2 separate regions of the Homo sapiens genome follow, and region 2 is linked to region 1. Evidence: chromatin contacts called from ENCODE Hi-C or POLR2A ChIA-PET data. All regions are on one chromosome and are shown on one strand. Each heading gives the region's core, a stretch centred on a gene start or an enhancer-like site at or near the end of the contact. The rest is flanking DNA. Distances are from core to core; before and after follow the strand shown.

Evidence for each region. Hi-C counts contacts between places; a loop is a spot of excess contacts on that map. ChIA-PET counts read pairs that join two places held with the same protein, here RNA polymerase II (POLR2A). Pooled maps may share reads with other maps.
Region 2: a loop to region 1 is called in a pooled map, with 8 times the contacts of the local background. The contact joins the promoter of LINC02585 here to the promoter of NME6 in region 1. A Hi-C loop is called at or near these places in 4 of 37 single-sample maps with no recorded cell type and 12 of 50 pooled maps. POLR2A ChIA-PET finds 5 or more read pairs at or near these places in 2 of 52 experiments (CD4-positive, alpha-beta memory T cell and endothelial cell of umbilical vein).

Annotation. Positions count from the first base shown.
Region 1 is chr3:48,296,852-48,302,928 of GRCh38, forward strand. NME6 (NME/NM23 nucleoside diphosphate kinase 6) reads right to left here and starts at 4,516. Exons shown (of 6, transcript NM_001308426.2): 1 at 4,502-4,516; 2 at 1,576-1,672. The coding sequence starts at 1,665. RefSeq lists silencers at 4,219-4,418, 4,719-4,938 and an enhancer at 4,499-4,628.
Region 2 is chr3:48,661,734-48,667,713 of GRCh38, forward strand. LINC02585 (long intergenic non-protein coding RNA 2585) reads left to right here and starts at 2,035. Exons shown (of 3, transcript NR_111921.1): 1 at 2,035-2,080; 2 at 3,908-3,989. It overlaps CELSR3 (cadherin EGF LAG seven-pass G-type receptor 3), which reads right to left and starts at 1,153. Exons shown (of 35, transcript NM_001407.3): 1 at 1-1,153. The coding sequence starts at 901. RefSeq lists enhancers at 1,159-1,348, 1,219-1,804, 2,119-2,478, 2,539-2,608, 2,975-3,559 and 1 more.

The DNA.
Region 1 (6,077 bases), core at 3,266-5,765:
ATAAAAATCAATCAGGAGACTGAAACTGACCAAAAGAAACCATGAGGACCACTTGTTGCTCAGGACCTGAGGGTTTGTCCCATTGAAGGGTGAGAAGACGAGGTGGGGTGAGGTGAAGACCTTCAGTCACACAGCCAGAGTGTGCACCTTGGGTGAAAGGGGATAGGATGCGCTGTCTCTGCTCTTCCATACCTATAACCCCTTGAGCTCAAGACCACAGGACCCACCACTCAGACCACCATAAAAGTCTTGTTAGTGGTCCTGCCTTGGGTTTCTCTCACTCCCTCCAAACCATCACACTTGATAGATGAGAAACTCTATAATTGACACGTCACACTCTGGTCAGAAGGTGTTAAGTAGTTCCTGTTATTCAAGGAATGAAGTACAACCACTTTAGCCCAGTGCTCAAGGTTATACTTTCCTTACTCTGTACCAATTCTCTAGTCTCACCATCGCAGGCTGCCTGCGGCCCTCAGACCCATCACATGCATTCCTGCCTCAGCGTCTCCCTTCTGTGCAACACCTGTCCTTCTCCTGGCACTAACCAAAGTTTACCATTCCTTTGAGGCCCAGCTGAGTCCTGCCACTTCCAGGCCCCCACTCCTGACTGCTTAGATCTTCCTCTGCACCATAGTGGGCTTACTTAGCAGTGCTACTCAGTTAGTATTTATCAAACTATGGTACACAGAATGTGAAAATGACCCCGAGCCCCACCAAGATTTCCCACCCTAATCTCCAGGACTGTGAATATGATGCAATATGATTATGTTACATTACATAACAACAGGGATTTTGAGGGAAATTAAGGTTACTAATCAGTTGATTCTGCTGTAATCAAAAGGGAGATTATCCAGGTGGGCCTAATTAATCACATGAGCCCTGTGGGATTAGAATTGTGAAGGCTTCTCAATGCCAGGCATTTTCTCTGGCTAGAGGCTGAAGAAGTCAGAGAGATTCAAAGCATGAGAAGGATTCAATGCACTGCAGCTGTCTTGAAGACAGACTGGGCCATGTGATGAGGGATGTGAGTGGTATCTAGAAACTGAAAGGAGTTCCTGCCTGAAGGCCAACAGGGAAATGGCAGCCTCAGTCCTACCATCATAAGAAATCAACTCTGCCAACAACCTGAATGAGTCTGGAAGTGAATTCTTCCCCCAGACCCTCCAGATAAGGACCTGGTCAGCCAATACCTTGACTTTGGCCTTGTGAGACCTTAAGCAAACAACTCAGCCAAGCCTACTGGACCTCTAAACTACTGAACTGTGAAATAACAAATAAGTGTTGTTTTAAGCTCTCAAGTCTGGAGTAATGTGTTATGTAGCAATAGAAACTAACAAATACACATTGTCTTGATATTCGGTTCTATTATTGCTTTGGGTCCTTTCTTACATTTTAGGTCTGCCTCAAGTCTCCAATGGATTCTTAGTCTCCTTAGGTCAGAGTTCATGGCTTCTAGCTTTGCCTCCACAGCATCCAGCACAAGTCTGTGTTGTCAGTCACCATAAATGGCCCAATGGCACCTGAAGCAGTAGCAATTCCCAGGGCATGCGGTAGAGACTTAGGATTCATTCTTACCTCCAGAATCAGTGGATGGGCGACTGCGTCAGGCTTGATCAGGGCTAGAGTGAGCTGGAGAGCCTGAGGGCTTCGCAAGATTGAGGCCATCTCACTCCTGCCATTAGAGAGCTGTATTAGGAACCCTTCAGGACGGCACTCCCAGCCTTCCCTACATTGGAGCCACGCAGCCTTGCAAGCCAACGAGTGCTCTCACTCCTGACACTCATAAAGAACCTGACAGTTTCATCTTAAGGCCATATACATTATTTTAATTGCCCATTTGGGCTCATGGGATCAAGGGAGGGGAGTTGTAGAGGGAGCATTCAAGTTCCCCCGTGGAGTATACAATCTAGTGCAACTGTAAGCCTATGAGGGAATTACCCATTAAAAGAAACTCAAGTTTAAATACTACCTGTCTCTGCCAATATCCCTTCCTAACTTCCTTTTGTATTTTACAGAGGATTTACAATTTATACTCCTAAACAGCCTATCCACAAGGCCTATTCATAATGATGAATTCATCTCTTAAAATCTTCCATCCCATAGTGCTCTCCTATCAAATCTAGAATTGGAAGATTGATGGACAGCAACTGAGGTGCTACCAGGATACCAAAAAGTCTGCTGGATAAACACCATCTCTATTCTAATATTATGGAGAGATCAGGATCTCCTGTGCCCAAATCAAACCTGTTAATACACTCAGCTGTCCTCAGTGGTAACACTGAGGTCAACACACAACTCCAACATCAGGAACAAGTCATAACCATTTTGCATCTGAAACAGTGCCTGACACAAAGGTGCTTGATCAATTTTATTTACTAAATAAACCTATATAGTCTTATTTCTATTCATCTTTGTATTCCTAATGTCTAGCATGGTGTAAGAGCTCAATATTGTAGAAATGATATAATGGACATAAAAGCATTTTATAAACTGGACTAAGGGAATTTTGAGGTCTTTTCCAATTGTGAAATCCGAGTTATACGTGAGAAATTTATCACCTCTGCAGGAGTAAAGACTTTGTCTCAAAATCTTATCTCAATATTATCTCTCATTTGGCCATGTGTAGTGGCTCACACCTGTAATATCAGTACTTGAGGCCAGGAGTTTGACCTGGGCAACAAAGCAAGACCCTGACTCTACTACATATGTGTGTATGTGTGTGTGTGTATATATATATAATATATATGTGTGTATATATATAAAATCATTTGTCGACAAATACAGAGAAGGCTTCCATTAACATAGGCAGGGACAGAGTCTAGACAACATTCTCATTTATCTTATCCTAAAAACTGTCAATCATGTTAAAGGTGGTATTAGAATCTGGCCCAAGCAAAGAAACTGCCATGGTCGCTCCTATTCATGTCCTTTCTACAGCTTTCAACCTGATTTTCCACTCAAACCATAAAGCCACACCCAATCTAACCAGTACAAGATCAGCTAACCCACTCTCCCTAATGCCACAGGTGGTAACACGTCATTTTCAGCAACTGTCTACAGAGACATCCATGACACCTCCCCTCCCTCACTCTTCATATCCACACGATCACCAACTTCTGGCAATTTTCCCTACCTAATATATCTCAAAACCCATACCATTCTCCCATCCTCAACTGCTACCACCATAACTCTAAGACATCATCATTCCCCTCTGGACATCTTGACAGCCTCCTCTTTGGTCTCCCAGTTTCTGTCCTGCCAACCTCTACAATCTCCACACAGCAGCCAAAGTGAACCACACATGAAAATCTAATCATATGGTTCCCCTCCTTAACCCTTTAAAGGGCACCCTGTTCTTAGAATAAAAACCAAAATCCTTATCACGGCCTCCCAGGCTCTGCATGATCTTGTGGTTCCCCACGTACCTCTCTAGCCTCATCTGGAACCCCACACTCCTTAAGTTTCTCTAGCTCCAACCTCATGGGCCTTTCAGTTTTGAAAGAATTTCTGGCTTGACAGCCTTTGTGTGAGTAGTTTTCGCAGTCCTGAATGTGCTTTCTCTGGTTGCCTCCTGCCCACCTTAGTGATCTTAGCTCACTTCCCGTTACACTTTCTCACAGCTCCTTGCAAGTTCCCTTCAGTTCCGTCTTCACCACCAGAAGGTGTAAGCAGTACCTAGCACACAGCTGGCTCTTAACAGTATCTGAATGAACCAACGAATGCACCTCATCCAGCCATTCCAAGGCCAGGCTGCTAGGGGTTCTCGTGGCAAGAACACGCGGCCTGTAGGGAGGACATGGTTCCTTTACTAACGCAGCTAAGTTGTGGCTGTCTTGACTCTTGGTTTACAACAAACTGACAAGTCGAGAATCCTGTTAGACTTAAAGGTGACTCCATGAGAATTAAAAATTTTAGGCAGGGCGCGGTGTCTCACGCCTGTAATCCCAGCACTTTGAAAGACCGAGGCGGGCGGATCACGAAGTCAGGAGATCAAGACCATCCTGGCCAACATGGTGAAAGCCCGTCTCTACTAAAAATACAAAAAAATTAGCCAGGCATAACGGCGCGCGCCTACAGTCACAGCTACTAGGGAGGCTGAGGCAGGAGCATTACTTGAACTCTGGAGGCGGAGGCTGCAGTGAGCCGAGATCGCGCCACTGCACTCCAGCCTGGCGACAGAACCAGACTCCGTCTCCAAAACAAAAAAAAAGTAAAGCTGTCGGTACACTGCCACCCCAGCACTCGAGGGGGCCACCACTCGCTTCCTGGAGGGCGGCGGCCCAGCCCTGGTCCACCCACGCGCGGCCGGGACCTGCGCCCCTACCCCCGTGGCCACGCCCTCCAGCCCCCCGGGCTCACGGCCTCAACTCTCGACCCAGCCCCCTACTTCTCTAGGCCTGCAACCGCGCAGCCCTCACCCCTCGTACCCGGGGCCTAAGCCCACCCCAGATTCTGGGTCATTCGGAGCCCCAGTGCAGCAGAAGTCCGGCTGCGGGTTCACCTTGTCCTCCGGCACAGGGCCCGGCCACCAGGCGCCACGCTGGATAGCCTGCGGCCCTCGCAGGGTCCTTCAGGCGCTCCCTGGGCAGCCCTGCTCGGGGTCCTAGTCCGGTTGCGCCGCGGCGTGAGGTGAGGTGTGAGTTGCCCTGGAGGGTGGCGGGTTTTCCAGGCGCATGCATTTGCCGCGGACGGGACGAGAGGATGAAGCCGTTCTGGGCGCCGGAACTCGCTTGTGGGAACCGCCCCTCGGAAGCCGGCCTGGGCGCCCTCGGAAGCCGGCCTGGGCGCCCTCGGCGGGAGGGAGTGCTGGGCCGGGTGCTGGCGCAGCGCTACGCAGGGTGGCGGAACCCAGAGGACCGGACGGGCTCGTTCAGGGTGGCGGCCCGGCGGGGGCGATGCCCGCCAGCAGAGACACCGATGGAAACCTTGCCCAGTTATTTTCTTTGCCCAGGGTAGTTCCTGGAACATGGTTGATGCCCAGTATTTGTCAAAAGTACGCGGAGGGCAAAGAACTTAAGCGCTCGATAGCGAAGGCACAGGCCCTTCAAAGTCTTTTGAGCTCTGAGCGATACATTAGCATGAAGGATCGTAGCTAATATGGGGGTTGATGAAGGAGGATCCTTGGCTGGAGCCCAGGTGTGCATAGGGCATGAGGAAAGCAAGTCATAACGGCCTTTCACGTGTCATTAGGAATCTGGGCAGCAGGGTGTGGTTTGGGTTACTCTGGAGTCTATTGACGCAGCCCAGGGTGAGGAGATGAGAACTGGGGGTATTCCTGGTGTGTACTGTGATGTATGGAGAGGATGGGGACAGGGAGAATGGATCGGGGGTCAGCTGTGGCAGGTGACCAGAAACTTGGTGACAGGTTGAATAAAGATGGTTAAAAAAAAAAAAAGTGTTTTGGTTTCTTGGGTTTTTTTTTTTTTTTTTGAGGGAAATCACTGAGAATGAGAAGAATGAAAATAAACGATAACTGTCATCAATGTAAAGACTTACTTGCACATTTAACTGACTTCGGTGTCTGCCTACACAGGTGTTGCCCTCTTGGAAGGTTTATCCCCAACTCATGGCTTCTGTCCCTGCAGCAATAAGAAGCCACTTCCCAATAGTTTCCTGATACCCAGTCACCTTTGGGAACTTACGAGGAAAGTTTTTCCAGTCTCTCCGCAGACCCTTGCATCTCTTCTCTTTTTGTTTAGACCCTTGACCACCACCCCCTATTCTAATCTTAACTCCTCTGCTACTCAGTTCCAATCCTAACCCAAGCCCTAGTCCCTAAATTTATAATCCTTTAATCCTAGACCTGGTCTCTAGATCCTGAGCCCTTGATGCTTATCTTCTAACCTCCTAATCCCAACCTCAAATCCCTAAACCTCAACCCATGAATTCTGACCTGATTCTCAAACCCCAGGCCCCCAACCCTGACTCCAAAAATGACAACCCATTACTTCTCCCTACACGGAATCACTGACGGAGTTGTAGCAACTGAATCTGCAGTAGGCCAAAGGACCCAGTGAGTTAGCCAGCAAACTACTCTAAATAAAAGATATGGTGGATAACAGCAAGCCTAAACAAAT
Region 2 (5,980 bases), core at 785-3,284, 360 kb after region 1:
GGGCCGGGAGTCCCGGGGGACGCGGCCCGGGGCGCTGCGGGAGGAAGCGGCAGCGGAAGAGACCCCGGGAGCGCATGCGCTTGGGCGCCGGCTCGGGAGCTGTCCGAGACTCGCGGGGTGCTGAACCTGATGCAGGAGCTGTCCTCGCCGTGCGTGGTGCTGAATCCAGCTCGGGGCCAGATCCCGAGGCCCCTGGAAGACAGTTCCGCCGGGGGGCTGTCCTTTCTGCTCCGGATGTCGTGGCTCTCTCGCCCTGACCCTTGCTCCCTGTTGCCCATAATTCCCCACAGCAGCGCGCGGTGCCCACTCTTTTGCGGGAGCCTGTCCCAGCGTTCCGCTGGGAGGACACCGGCTTGGGACCGTGGTGCCGAATCAAAAAGTCTGAAGGGAGGGGCGAGCTGTTCCCCGAGCCCGGGACCCCTGAGGACAGAGCCCCTGGTGACAGACTACCTCTTTGCAAAGGTCCTGTCCGCCCGCAAGAGGAGACCTCTGGGCGCCAGTATAACACAGACCCTGGTCCCTGTCCTGTCTCTCGTTCGCGGCTGCCCAATGGCTGGACGCCGTGTTCAATCCCCAGCTCCTCATTCGGCTGCTCAGGGGGCCCTCGACTATTCCGGGCGCTTTGCCTTCTCCCTCGGAGCCCCACGAAGATAGGCTCCCTGACCCCCAGGCCAGGCCCCCCATCCTCCCGGACCCCGGAAGACTCCGGACAAAGAGCTAAGGCTCCGCCACCGATATGCGCCCTTGGCCCCGTAGTGGCAGCTAAGCCTGGGTCCCAGCCCTGGTGCCCACCGCCCCCCAGCTCCTCCTGGCTGAGGGGGAACAAAGAGAGGAGAAGGAGCAGGAGTATGGGGGTCGACCGTCCCCCGAGGCCCCGCCACGGCGGCCGCCTCGCCATCATCCCCCGCCTCCCTGCACGGCCTCCACCGCCCCCCGCCCCGGTCCGGGCCTTGGGCTGGCCCCGCCGCTCGGGCCCCCTCCCGGGCCCCTGCCGCCGCCCCGGGCCCCCGCCCCTCCGCCTGTCTCTCCGCACCCCCGCCGCCCTCTGGGCACCATCTACTCCGCGGCCGGAGCCCCTCCGGCGTGCGGCCCTGGCTTTTTCCGCCCCCACCACAGCATCCCCGACGCTGCTGCCGCCTCCCGCCGCTCCAACATGGCTCCCGGCCGCCCCGATGGTTCGCTCCACCTCTGCCCCGGCGCCCGAAACACGGTGGTACAACCCATCGCGCATGGCAGCTCTGAGGACCGAAGATGTTGCCGCCATCTTTATTGAGGACGTGAGCGTTGCTCCTGGTGCTGAACAGAGCGCGAAGGTTCGCCGTCGTTGGGTCCGCCCTCCCCACTTTCGGTCGCCGCCTTCACCCACCTCCCTCCTTCTAGGGCGCTGTCCCAGCTCCGTCTCCCAGCCTTTTTCTGTCCTTCCAGATCTCTTGTTCCCCCTTCCTGACCACTAGTTCTGAACCGTGTCCCGGATTTTGGTCTGAAATTTTGGTGCCCATGAGCGTTCTCATAGCTCTGGGAGGGGGTACTGTGTGAAATCCTGGGGTAGAGGGGACGATGGCTGGAGAGGGGTCTGGGGTGCCAGCACCCCGAACAATAGCTTTAACTATCCCATCAGCTAGTTTTATGAAACATGTCGCGACCACCTGCTTGTTTGGATCGCCCCTGCGGAGCAGGGACCAGAGATGACCCTCCCGAGGCGGGAGCAGAGGCCAAATTCTTCCCTGCCTTGCTGGTCCCCAGCAGTCTCCCGGGCTCGGGGCCCCTTCACTGGAGGCTGCACCCCCTCCCAGGCTGCGAGTCCCGAGTGCTCTGGGATGCCACGTGGAGCCCGGCGTTGCCCCATGGCTGCGGGCCCCGCTTCTTCGGGTCCCCGCCCCTCGTCCGTCACGACCGCATGCCTTAACCCCTTGAAGGGACTGACACAGAAACTCAGTCCTCCCCCCACCCTCGGTGCATTCCAGCTCTCCCTGCGTAACTCCTGGCACGCGCCGGTCTCGCCAGGCCAATGGGTGGACCTGGCGCAACAGACGTCACGAGAGGAGCGGAGGCGAGGGGTGAACGCGGAGCACTCCAATCGGTCAGTCATTGTTTCTATTGGCACAATGGGAGGCCCCGCCCCTCACGGCGGACTCATCGCATGGGGGAGGGGGCTCCGCGGGTTGCCGGCTAACCGTGAGAGAGTCCGGGAGGTACACTATACGGACCGGCCTCCAAAGGCGGAATCGATAACGAGCTGCAGCGCCGGGTGCAGAGGACGCGGGCATCCCGAAGCCCAGGAAGAGGTCAGGGCCGGGACCCCAGAACGCTCCACAGGGTGCGGCTCCCGCGATGGGGTGGATCCTGGTTCTAACAGGCGAGGAACTCCTGGCCAAGGCCTCTGGCCCGCCCCGAACGGTCCCTATGACATCACCATCAACCAATCAGTCGGCGCATCCTTTCGCCCCTTGACTGCTCCGCTTCCGGGAGGCGGGGCTTCTGCGGGTTCCACCTCCCGAGCGCCCCTTGTGGCTACCAAGGTCAGGCAACAGGTGTCCAGTTGTTCCCTCTCCTGTCTACGAATCTGAGGACCTCCCCAGGATCAGAGCTCTGGGCCTGATACACGGCCGGGGTTCCTACGGGTTTGTGAGTGGGGGTGGAAGATCTGCAGAGGCACTTAGGGCTGAACTCCTTTGAATGGGAGCCAATCGGTGCAGGGGCTGGAGGAGCGAGTCCCCCAAAGTAGTTTTATTTATCTATTTAGAGACAAGGTCTCACTCTTTCGGAGTGCAGTGGTGATCACAGCTCACCGTAGCCTCGAACTCCCCAGGCGATTCTCTCACCTCAGCCTCCCGAGTAGCTGGGACTACGGGTACATGTCATCACACTTGGCTAATTTTTGCATTTTTTATAGAGACAGGGTCTCACCATGTAGGCCAGATTAGTCTTGAACTCCTGGGCTCAAGCAATCCGCCCATCTTGGCCTCCCAAAGTGCTGGGATTATAGGTGTGAGCCACCGCGCCCGGCAACCCAGAAGTGGTTTTGACAGCACCAGCGCTTTCTGTGTCCACAATCTAGTGAGTAGAGGGCACAAAACCTGACACCACGGAGGCAGACAGGCAGGGGCTCTGCCGGGGAAGGGTGTTGGAGTCCCAAAGGAGGCGTCTGAGTCACCTTCGCAACCTGGGACGCCTTCTTGCATAAGATGCCTGAGCAGTGCCTTGAATGACCAAGGGGAGATCCGCATCTGCAAAGGAAGGGCAGGGAGGGATAGGGATTGGGGGTGGGCATCCTAGGTCTTGGAGACTGTGTGGGCAAATGTGCAGAGACATAAAGGGACTATGGCTGAGGGAAATCAAGCCCTGCCCTCTCACCAATAGGGCTGGCGCTGGTCCCAGCTAACACTCCTTTTGGAGAGCAAAGCTCCTCACTTCTGAGTAGTGAGATTGATTGCGGATCACTCTCCATGTTGCTGCCTGCTGTGTGTCATCCCACTGTCATCCTCCCTTTGTGGCTGTTCTGTGGAGCCCCTCTCCCTCAATCTGCACTCACCTCTATGCCCCAGCCCCATTGGCAGCTCCTAATGCACTCCCGGTAAAAAAAAAAAAACAAAAACCAGATGTTAGTGATAGTGGTGGTAGTTCTTCTCTCCACCTCCAAATCTTGCCCTTGCCTCCTAATAAGACCCCTATGTGGTTTAACCTCATTTTTTTTTTTTTTTTTTTTTTTTGAGATGGAGTTTCACTCTGTCACCCAGGCTGGAGTGAAGTGGTGTGATGGGGCTTCACCATGTGATGGGGCTTCACCATGTTGGCCAGGCTGGTATCAAACTCCTGACCTCTAGTGATCTGCCCGCCTCAGCCTCCCAAAGTGCTGGGATTACCGGCATGAGGCACCGTGCCCAGCCTATCCTCCTTCTCTTATCAGCTCCCAACTAGAGGTCCACCCAGGACCCAGAGACCTGGATTTGAGGCTGCTGGGCGGCAGATGGAGCGATCAGAAGACCAGGGTAAGGGTGTGGCAGATACTGCCACTAACACTTCTCAGCCTTTCCTTCTCCTGCCTTTTCCACCCCACCCTGTGTTTGTCTACTCCCAGCCAGGTGTACCTTTCCAGGGGAAGACCTGGCCAACCTGTCCAGCTCAATTATCCAGCAGTTCTTTGACCTCACTGAGATCTCGAGTCCATTGTTCATCACCTCAGCTATTGACCTGTGTCATTAGCCTTATAGAGTTCAGTGCCACGGAAACTCCCTGCCCTGTTCTTTTTCTTTTTCTTTTTTTTTTTTTTTTTGAGACAGAGCCTTGCTCTGTCGCCCAGGCTGGAGTGCAGTGGCGCGATCTCGGCTCACTGCAAGCTCTGCCTCCCAGGTTCACACCATTCTCCTGACTCAGCCTCCCGAGTAGCTGGGACTACAGGCGTCCACCACCATGCCCAGCTAATTTTTTTTTTTGTATTTTTAGTAGAGACGGCGTTTCACCGTGTTAGCCAGGCTGGTCTCGATCTCCTGACCTTGTGATGCTCCCGCCTCGGCCTCCCAAAGTGCTGGGATTACAGGCATGAGCCATTGTGCCCGGCCTGCCCTGTTCTTCTTAGACAAACTTGCTGGGCTAAAATCTAACCCCGTTAAAATAGACTATTTACGTATTGTTTGCCTCTAGCGCAGCAGAACATTGCTGGAGAAAAACAAACAACCGTGCTAATTGGTCTCATTTTATATTCATGACCACAAGCCTCAGTATTATATCGGAGGGCCTATCCAGTGCAGTAGGGCAAGAAAAATAATAAGTTATGAAGATTGGAAGGGAAAAAAAACTAATTCACAAGCAGTAGGATTGTATATGTAAAAATTTCAAAGGAACCTATAGGTAAGTTGTTAGAATGAGTTCAGCAAAGTTGTTGGACACAAGATCAATATATAAAAATCAGTTGCAATTTCTATATGTCACCAACAGTTAGAAAATAAATTTCTTGCCTGGGCATGTTGGCTCAAGCCTGTAATCCCAGCACTTTGGGTGGCCAAGGCGGGCAGATCACCTGAGGTCAGGAGTTTGAGACCAGTTTGGCCAACATGGTGAAATCCCGTCTCTACTAAAAATACAGAAATTAGCCGGGCGTGGTGGTGGGCACCTGTAGTCCCAGCTACTGAGGAGGCTGAGGCAGGAGAATCACTTGAACCTGGGAGGCAGAGGTTGCAGTGAACGAGAAAAAAAAATTTTTTTTCTTAAAAACAATGATGTTTACAATAGCATCAAGTAATATCAAATGCTGAGGAATAAACCTAATGAAAGATGTGCAAAGACTACATACACACATACAAAAAAACTATAAAACATTATTGAGGGAAATAAAGACATAGGCCTGGCATTGGTGGCTCATGCCTGAAATCTCAGCACTTTGGAGGGCCAAGGTGGGTGGATCATTTGAGGTCAGGAGTTAGAGATCAGTCCGGCCAACATGGTGAAACCTCATCTCTACTAAAAATACAAAAAAATTAGCTTGGCCAGGTGCAGTGGCTCACACCTGTAATCCCAGCACTTTGGGAGGCTGAGGCGGGCGGATCATGAGGTCAGGAGATCGAGACCATCCTGGCTAACACGGTGAAACCCTGTCTCTACTAAAAATACAAAAAAAAATTAGCCGGGCCTGATGGCGGGCGCCCGTAGTCCCAGCTACTCGGGAGGCTGAGGTAGCAGAATGGCGTGAACCTGGGAGGTGCAGCTTGCAGTGAGCCTAAATTGCGCCACTGCACTCCAGCCTGGGTAACAGAGCGAGACTCCGTTTCAAAAAAAAAAAAAAAAATTAGCTGGGCATGCTGTTGTGCACCTGCAATCCCAGCTACTCTGGAGGATGAGGCAGAAGTGCCTGAACCTGGGACACAGAGGTTGCAGTGAGCCAAGATCATGCCATTGCACTCCAGCCTGGACAACACAGCCAGACGCTATCTGAAAAAAAAAAAAAAAAAAAAAGTAAAAAAAATGAGAAATAAAGACATAAATA